Linked DNA regions of Homo sapiens: region 2 is linked to region 1. Evidence: chromatin loops called from intact Hi-C (ENCODE). Cell type or tissue: PC-9. All regions are shown on one strand. Each heading gives the region's core, and the rest is flanking DNA. Links, peaks and the distances in the headings are about the cores only.

Region 1 (4,392 bases), core at 239-4,238:
GGTTACTGGACTAGTAACGTTGCCATCACCGGGAACTTGTTAGAAATTTAATTAATCAGAACTTGTATCAGATCCACTGATTGAGAAACCTGGTGGAGCGTAGCAATCAGTGTTTTGATTAGCCCCCCAGGTGATTCTGGTACTTGCTAAAGTTTGAAAACCACTGGTCTAGGGGCAGCTTATCTTTGTATAACCCAGAGGTCAGCTCAAGTCTTTACTCCTGTATCCTTCATACACATCATAGAAATTGAATTCCTGGGGGTTGATTTCTCATGGTACCTTCCACCTCTTTGTGCCTGCACCTGCGTGTGTTTATTGCTCTACTTTACTGCCGGTGGCTGCTCTTGTGTCTGCATTGCAATGGCCCAGATCGGCAAAGGAAAAGGAATCCATTTGCCTTAATTCACACAAACATCAGCAGTCCATTCACTTGAAAGGCATTTGAATATGTAGAAAACCAATTGATGGTTTGGAGGGATAGGAGAAGTTTATATCTTGGTAACATAAACAGTCTAAAATTGAATATTAAATGTGCACCTTCTGAAATCCTGTAGCCATTCTCCTACATTCCTTCCCCAGTCCCTCATTTTCCTTTCTACTCCACCTCCCATTGATTTGCTTTTTTCTCTAGAGTGATTTACTAATTCTATTTGTTTCCTTGTCTTCTGTTGTAATAACCAGGATTTTTATTGCAGACATTACAACCTACTCAACTACCTTAAGAGAAAAGAGTCTCAACTATAGAGTTACATGGCAGCTTACAGAATTGATGAGAGGGCCGGGGAAACAAGCTTGTTAGCCATTCAGTCATAGGTAACCTTTACATCCATTTATTTATGTCTGTCTTAATTTCTTTCATTGAATTTCTAAACTTCTATGAATTTTTTTGTGTGGCCTTAAATTAATACCCAGTTAGGTTTTTATTTTCTGTCATGATTTCATGCAAATTTTCTGATTGCTCTGCAGATTTTCCAATCTCTCCTACCTCCCCTGCAGACAGTACGCTAACCCCTACTGATAGGAGGAGCAAGGGAAGTGATTTGAATATAAGGCCAATTCCCCTTGACTGAGGCAGTTGAACCTGCATTTGATGAGTTTGACATTGAGCTTATCTTTCTTCCTGTTTGAAGACAGGACTTTGAGATTGAGGGGGTTTCAAATGATACCTCTATTCAGTGGTAAGTCTGTGCTGGTGAGCAGGGCCAGGCCTCCTCATAGGTGTTGATCCTAACAGATTTCCATGATTCTCCACTGAGTGGCAGAGGCTGATTTTTTTTTTTTTTTTTTTTTGAGACAGGGTCTTGCTCTGTTGACCAGGCTGGAGTGCAGTGGTGCGATCTTGGTTCACTGCAACCTCTGTCTCCTGGGCTCAAGTGATCCTCCCACCTCAGCCTCCCTAAGTAGCTGGGACTACAGGTGTGGGCCACCTTGCCCAGCTAATTTTTTGTATATTCAGTAGAGACAGGGTTTTGCTATGTTGGCCAGGCTGGTCTCGAACTCCTGGCTTCAAGTGATCCTCCCACCTCAGCCTCCCGAGTAGCTGTGATTACAGGCGTGAGCTGCCGTGCAGCTGAGGCTGATCTTGGAGCTGGGGAATCGGCATCTGAAAGCTGCTAAGGCCTCACAAAGGCTCTTGGAGGGTTTGCCTCTAGAAGATGGGTACATTAATAATATGAGAATCCACCGCTCAGTGGAAAAGTCCTCTAGATACAGGCTTTCCAATTATTCTGTATTGCCTGTCTCCTGGGTTCTCTTTCTCTGTGCATTCCAGAACAGCCACGCCTTGGATGCTATGCTTCTGGCGTGCAGAGTCACCCTGCCACCTTGTGGCCATGTTTGGGAACTGTACTTCCTCAGATGTCGGCTTCCTTCCTATGTCTTTCTCAGTATCCAGCAAAGCTGAAATTGGTCACCCTGGATTGCTTCTGCCTTTAGCTTTTTGAACTAATAGGATTTGAAGAGATACTTCATAGCATACACCAAAAGAAGACTTTCTAATAGCTTTAAACAGAAATATATATGCAAGAAATTTCGTTGCCCCTGTAATGACATCTTGACATATTAGATAATGTGTGTTCAAAGCAAGAATAGGTCAATGTTATGTCTCAAAGCTGTTTCAGGGCTGCTCTGAGAGATACTGTACTTTTCCTGGGGATTGGAGTGAGCATTATGTAGTAGACATTAATTTTAGAGCACAGTTCTCTTTTAGGTCACATTCCTTTATTTTTCTATATTGAATTAACTACCTGACTGGTGGGAAAATTAAATCTCAATCATTACTGATACCCTTTCCCACTCCATAGGATAATATAAGAATCCCAGGCTGGTACAGTGCCATAAATTTGGGATGGGGCCCAGTCCACTCCCCACAGTTGGCTCCGTCATGACCACTGCACATTCCGACATGCTGCTGCTGAAGACATGATCCCCAGCAACTAGGCTGTCAGAGGACCCTCCCAGCTGTTCACCCACTGACGACCACCCTGAGAGAGAATGCACCATGTCCATCTACTGTTGGCTTTCTGGAAGAGCTCCCCCAGCTCCCACCTACCCAGGCACAGGTGGGAACGAGGTCTGTGTTTCTGACAGAACACAATCTCTTAAATTCATTCCTTTCCTGTTCTGGAGAATATTCCTGTCCTTTCCCTTTTGGCATAGGCTTTCTTTCACAAAGCCCTGTCTGGATGGGAACTTTTGTAAGTACCTTGAAACTTCAATTTATTACCCTGAAATTCACAAAATTATTAAAAATGGAGTGTGACTCTTGCTAAGGACTCAAAAACTCCAAACATAAAGTTGTCTATGTTATTGGAAGGGAGAAGGGAAAAATACTGATAGTAGCAATAGCAGCAGGAAGAAAGTACAAATTAATATCTCGATGAATCATCATGCCCCATTGTGTTTGATGTAGGCAACAGGCCTAAGGCTTCTGCAGCTAAATCTTCTCTTTACTTGGGCCATCCCTAGCAAGTGAAAGGGTGTTTATTGAGGGTGTTTCCCCACCGGCCCCCCACCCCCCCGCCATGGTCTAAGCACTGTGCTGGGTTCTTGCAAAATGAAGATGACCTCGCAGCCACAATTACAGAATGGTAATCAAGTACTAAGTGCTAGGAGAGGAATACAGCTGGAGTTCTGTGGGAGTGCTAAAGGAAGTTGCTGTAGTCTAAATGTGCCCTCCAAAATTCATGTGTTGGAAACGTAATCCCCAAGGTAACATTATTGAGATGTGTGGCCAAAGGGAGGTGTTTAGGTGATAGGGCTCTGCTCTCATGAATGGATTAATGCCACTATAAAAACAACTCTTGGGAGTGGATTCATGCTCTGCTGTTCTTCTGCCATGTGAGGACACATCAAGAAGGCCCTCACCAGATGCTGGTACCTTGATCTTGGAGACTTTTCAGCCTCCAGAACTGTGAGAAATAAATTTCCATTCTTCGTAAACTACCCAGTCTGTAGTATTTTGTTATAGCAGCACAAAATGGACTAACACAGAAGTGATGATAATTGCAGGAGGAGTTATATATAAGTCAGGAGGTAACCTATATGAGATGATATTTTAGCTGTGCCGTGAGAAAGCATCTGCTTGGTGGGAAAAGAGTGAGGTGCAGTACATTCAGGCAGTGAGAACTGCACCAGTACAAGTGTGGGAATGCTCTGTGGCTGAGAGTGATGCACGTTTTGGAATTATCTGAGGAAATGAGTAAATGTGAACTGGGTTGGAGCCCAATCACATTTGACCTCATTTGAAAAGCCAACAAAATCGTAATTTATTTTTTAGGCCAGCAAATCACAGTCCATTTTCTGTTGCATTATATTCCCATGCGCTTACTTAGGGAAATGTGCCAGTTCCTCAGGGCTAACTGTATTTCTATGTCTTTTTCTTGTGATGAAGAATGTCATTAATCTGGGAACATTGTGGAGGGGAAAGGGGGAGGGAGGAGGGAAAGAGGAGGGGAGGGGAGCAGAAGAGGAAGAAGGGAAAGGGAGAGGAGAAGGAGAGATGAGTTAGTGATTATTGGATTAGGTCAAGCAAGAGGTATTCAGGGGCTGAACTCAGACAATTCATGGGGAATGTGTGGATATAAGACATTTTGGAGACAGAATCCAGGGCTTGTATGTCATAGATTACATGTAGGGAATAAGGGAGAAAATAAAAGATTATAGAATTTTTCAAGTTTAGACAACTGGTGGGATGAAAATCACATTGAGACAGAAGATAAGAGAAGAAGCAGATTTGGAGGCCAAGATAATGAATCATTTGGGGGCACATTTAAGAGCCTGTGGGACTTCTGGATAGGGAGGCAAGGTGCGCTATTGGAAATACGAGTCTAGAGCTTGGGAGAGAAGTTGGTGGTTTTAGTTTTGGGAGACATCAGTGAAGAGAGTTTAGGG
Region 2 (4,392 bases), core at 154-4,153, 450 kb before region 1:
CAAACCTGAACCAGTAGATGCTGATACCGGGTAGGGAGTTGTAATTACACTGATAGCCAGAGAGAAGGAATGTGCCTGCCCCAGGCCAGCTGTGCAGAGTTCAGTCAGTGCTCTGATCTGCTAGGCCTGCTCACATGTCCACTCTGGAGTTAGGGGCAGAATCCCAGATGAGCCATTTGGACTACATGTGAGGGAGGAGTAGTTCTCAAATAAAGCTCAAGTGTTATTCCCAGAAGCTGGGATGGATGTACTAGCTAGAGACAGTGTCCACTGGAGCTGTAGAGGGCGAAACTAAGGTAAATGAGTGGAAATTATTGGTCTTGCTGCGTTTGTATTCATAGAGAAAGATCTGTCTATATTGTACAGGAATGAAATAGGCCAGCTGTTAAGGTAGTGAATTGGTTGTCACTGGGGGGTATCTAAGCAACTACCGTGAATAAATGATAACAGCCCATCAGCAGTGTATAGAAGGAACAAATAACCTCCAAAGCCACATTTTTCAAACTGTTTCTCTGTGACACAGTAAGGAATACATCTTTACATTAAAACCTACTGTACCCTTTTATATGTATACAAAACTACACACAAAAGTTGCATGAAACAGTGCTTTTCCTTACTACCTGTAGCATGTTCATATTTTCTGTTCTGTTTTTATTCTACTTTGAAATCCCTATTGTCCGCTGGGTGTGGTGGCTCATGCCTGTAATTCCAGCACTTTGGGAGGCTGAGGTGGACAGATCTCCTGAGGTCAGAAGTTTGAGACCAGCCTTGCCAACATGGCGAAACCCCATCTCTACTAAAATTACAAAAATCAGCCAGGTGTGGTGACATGTGCCTGTAGTCCCAGCTATGTGGGAGGCTGAGGCAGGAGAATCACTTGAACCCAGGAGGCAGAGATTGCAGTGAGCCGAGATGGTGCTACTGCACACCAGCCTGGGTGACAGAGCGAGACTCTGTCTCAAAAAAAAAAAAAAAAAAAAAGAAAGAAATCCCCATTGTGTGCAACCCACTAAGTTGCTTTCATGTCTCTCTAAAAAGTTTCAACCTGCAGTTTGTAAAACCCTGTTCTAAGGTCCAGTGTCTTACCACATCTGCCCTAGGTGGACAACACTTGAAGACCGTGTTTAAATCCGGCTTTTCCACCACAGTGGGTGACATGGGTCAAAAATGCGGAAGGAAACCTGTTCTACTTGTGAGAGCTCCTGCTTCTAACTGGTGGAATCTCCTGCTGTCTGTCAGAGTAGCTCCTGACCCATCTTGGGGTGGAAAGGCCTTTGTGGGCCCTCAGGGAAGTGTTGAAGGGAGTTTACGGGCTGGCTGTGGGCTGCAGGATGGCGGAGGCGGCCAGGCAGCAACTGTGCCTGTGCCAGCAGTAGTTTATGTTGTGAGGTCGAATGTATGTGTATGTATGTATTCTCTGGCAGGCCTTTATATTGAAGATGAGGGAGTGTGGCTTTTAAAAATAATGTATTTTTGACTTGAAACAAGTCAAGGCAGAGAGTGGAGACAATTAGAGGCTGATATCCTGTTTAGTCATCTCTCTAGAGAGCTCTATTTTCAGAGCTGTTCTATAAAGGTTCACAAGTGGTATTAAGATAGTTAAGAGGATATTGTTAACAGTAGTCATGATGCAAGTAGCTGATTTGAACAGGGAGGTGATTTATAGTGTGGTAACCACATTGGTAACAGGTTTTATGCAGAGAAAGGGTGGGTTGTAAGAATAGGTTGTTATACAGGTTAAGCTTTCTGAATCTGAACAAAGCAGGCATCTTTTATTTTGAAAAAGTATATAATCAGGGTGTGGTGGTGACCTAGGGTAAGTCCAGTGCATTTTTGGGGGCTTTGTCATGGGTAGATACAATAAATTTTAAAAAAGTAAACAGTACTGTTAAGAATCTTTGAGATTGGCTGGGCATGGTGGCTCTCGCCTGTAATCCCAGCACTCTGGGAGGCCAAGGCGGGCGGATTGCCTGGTCTCAGGAGTTCAAGACCAGTCTGGGCAACATGCCTCTCTAAGCCAGGCATGATGGCATGTGCCTGTGGTCCCAGCTACTTGGGGGGCTGAGGCAGGAAAATCACTTGAACCCAGGTGGTCGAGGCTACAGTGAGTCATGATTGCAGCATTGAAGTCCAGCCTGGGTGACAGAGGGAGACTCTGTCTTAAAAAAAAAAAAAATCTTTGAGATCATATGTGGAGGCTGTGTTAGAAACGCTAGGCCAATGCCAGGCACAGTGACTCACACTTGTAATCCCAGTGACTTGAGAGGCTGAGGTGGGAGGATTGCTTGAGCCTAAGAGTTTGAGACTGGGCAACATAGTGAGACCTTGTCTCTACATACATACATACATACCTAGATAAGCAGGCAAGCTGGTTATGGTGGCACATGCCTATAGTCCTAGCTACTTGGGAGGCTGAGGCAGGAGAATCGCTTGAGGCTGGGAGTTCAAGGCTGCAGTGAGCTATGATTGTGCCACTGCACTCCAGCCTGGGAGACAGTGAGACCCTGTCTCAAAAAAAAAAAAAAAGAGAAAAAATGCTAAATAATGATGCCATAGACTTTTCAGATTGGAAGAGTGAGGCTCAGTGTGGTAAAGGACCTTGCCCAGGGTCCAGAACCAGCTGTGACAGAATCAGACTAGAGTTCTTGGCCTGGTCTAGTAGGGGGGCTCTTTCCACTGTACCATGTGACTATTTGCAGCTTATTTTAAATTTAATATTTGACCAAAAATGGTCATTCGTATCTCTAGTGAAACTTCTCTATATGCCAGTCTTCCTCTTCAGATGAAAGGTCAAAGGCAGAAATGGAGCCACAGCCAAAGAAAGAGAAAAATAAAATAAAAATGGAGCCATGGGCAGAATCTGAAAAGATTTATTTAAGGACAATTGTAAATTCATGTATTTGAGTCCACAAGAGCCTCACAATGCAAGGCTTAGAGGTGTTCATGGATAGTGAAGTTAGCATCCGGTAGGAAGAGGGGAGTCCGCCCACCTAAGCTAGTGGTGATCAGAACAGAGCCAGAGGTGCTGTTCATCCTGGGCGCCATGCTGTATGGGGTCTTTCGGAAACTGGACTATATGCAGAGGACGACACCATATGAAAAGACTTCAAGCTGCATTGCTTGCAGAATGCATGTCTTGATATTTCAGCTGATAGGTAACTTCAAGGTATGTTGATACTCCCGTGACTAATTAAGAGTAGCAGTCCGACACAGTGTCTCACGCCTGTAATCCCAGCACTTTGGGAGGCTGAGGCGGGAGGATCATTTGAAGTCAGGAGTTCGAGACCAGCCTGGCCAACATGGTGAAACCCCATCTCTACTAAAAAATACAAAAACAGATCAGATGTGGTGGCACACGCCTGTAATCCCAGCTACTCAGGAGACTGAGGCAGAATTGCTTGAACCTAGGAGATGGAGGTTGCAGTGAGCTGAGATCATGCCACTGCACTCCAGCCTGGGCAACAAAGTGAAACTACCTCTCTCTCTCAAAAAAAAAAGAGTAGTGAATGCAAGGCTCCTAAACTTCCTTCCCTAGTGCTTCCTTAAGATTGACCAGACTTTGGTGGAAATATGTAGCAGAGACTCTTTATACTTTTTACTCCATAAAACTAAAGATTTGCAGTTGACCAAGCCACATGTGTTCATTACCTTGTATGTTGCCGTTATTTCTCTATTTCATATTCTTGCCATGTGGTTTAGTAAAATGCTGCTCTTATAAGCCATATGCATAAGATATGGAGGTCTCAAAAACAATTACCAAGTATGTGGATGTGCCTGTCTATATTATGACAAGCCAAAAATGGGAGAGAATAAAATTCAAGAGGAAGGAAACTGATAAAATGTGGTTTCTTTTCAGTCTTTACAGTTTTTTGAGCTTTCACTTGTTTCCCTGCCACTCTACTATTTAATGAAAGACTTAGATTTATTTGATTTGTGGCTGTGATTTACACATTAGGCCTCTCTGTGATGAATTGTTTAAGGCCCACAAAAATATTTTAAAACTAACATATAATATACATTTTTTTTTCTCTTTGTAGGTGGATCTCGAGCCAGAGGGGAAAGTATTTGTGGTAATAACCCTTACCGGGAGTTTCACTGAAGGTAAGAATGAGTTTTGGGTAGTTTCCAGAATACATGTAATCTTGGTTTACACTCAGTAGGAATTTCTATCATGGACATTATAAAAAAGAGCATGTTGTAAGAGATGCTTAAAAAATCACTTTCATAAGTTGGGCTGGCTAGTATTTTGTTGCCCAGTGGTCTATTGGTTCAGGTTGCCAAATTAAATATATTTGCTAAATCTGGCAATCTCACGTTTCATTTAACACACTCAATGAGTTTTTGTTTTTAGCCAGTGTCATCGTAGCTGAATGGTTTTTGCGTCTTTTTGGT

Evidence for each region. Hi-C counts contacts between places; a loop is a spot of excess contacts. Peaks named below come from ENCODE experiments on the same cell type or tissue, not always from the same donor. Only the 100,000 strongest peaks of a DNase experiment are listed, where the experiment ranks them.
Region 2: a loop joins it to region 1, with 3 times the contacts of the local background. A loop is called at or near these places in 2 of 110 quality-filtered maps.

What each region holds. Positions count from the first base shown.
Region 1 is chr14:61,835,965-61,840,356 of GRCh38, forward strand. All of the region lies in intron 1 of SYT16 (synaptotagmin 16), which reads left to right. Among named protein-coding and RNA genes, the nearest start is that of SYT16, 25 kb to the left of the region's middle. In PC-9, for the core only: CTCF peaks have their summits at 1,821 (motif pointing left) and 2,020; DNase peaks (open chromatin) are centred at 1,797 and 2,907; H3K27ac peaks cover 1,766 bases.
Region 2 is chr14:61,387,188-61,391,579 of GRCh38, forward strand. PRKCH (protein kinase C eta) reads left to right here. Exons shown (of 14, transcript NM_006255.5): 2 at 4,038-4,101. Among named protein-coding and RNA genes, the nearest start is that of PRKCH-AS1, 67 kb to the left of the region's middle. RefSeq lists enhancers at 718-817, 1,318-1,687. In PC-9, for the core only: no CTCF peak of the experiment used is centred there; DNase peaks (open chromatin) are centred at 1,174, 1,744 and 2,214; H3K4me3 peaks cover 1,644 bases; H3K27ac peaks cover 4,000 bases.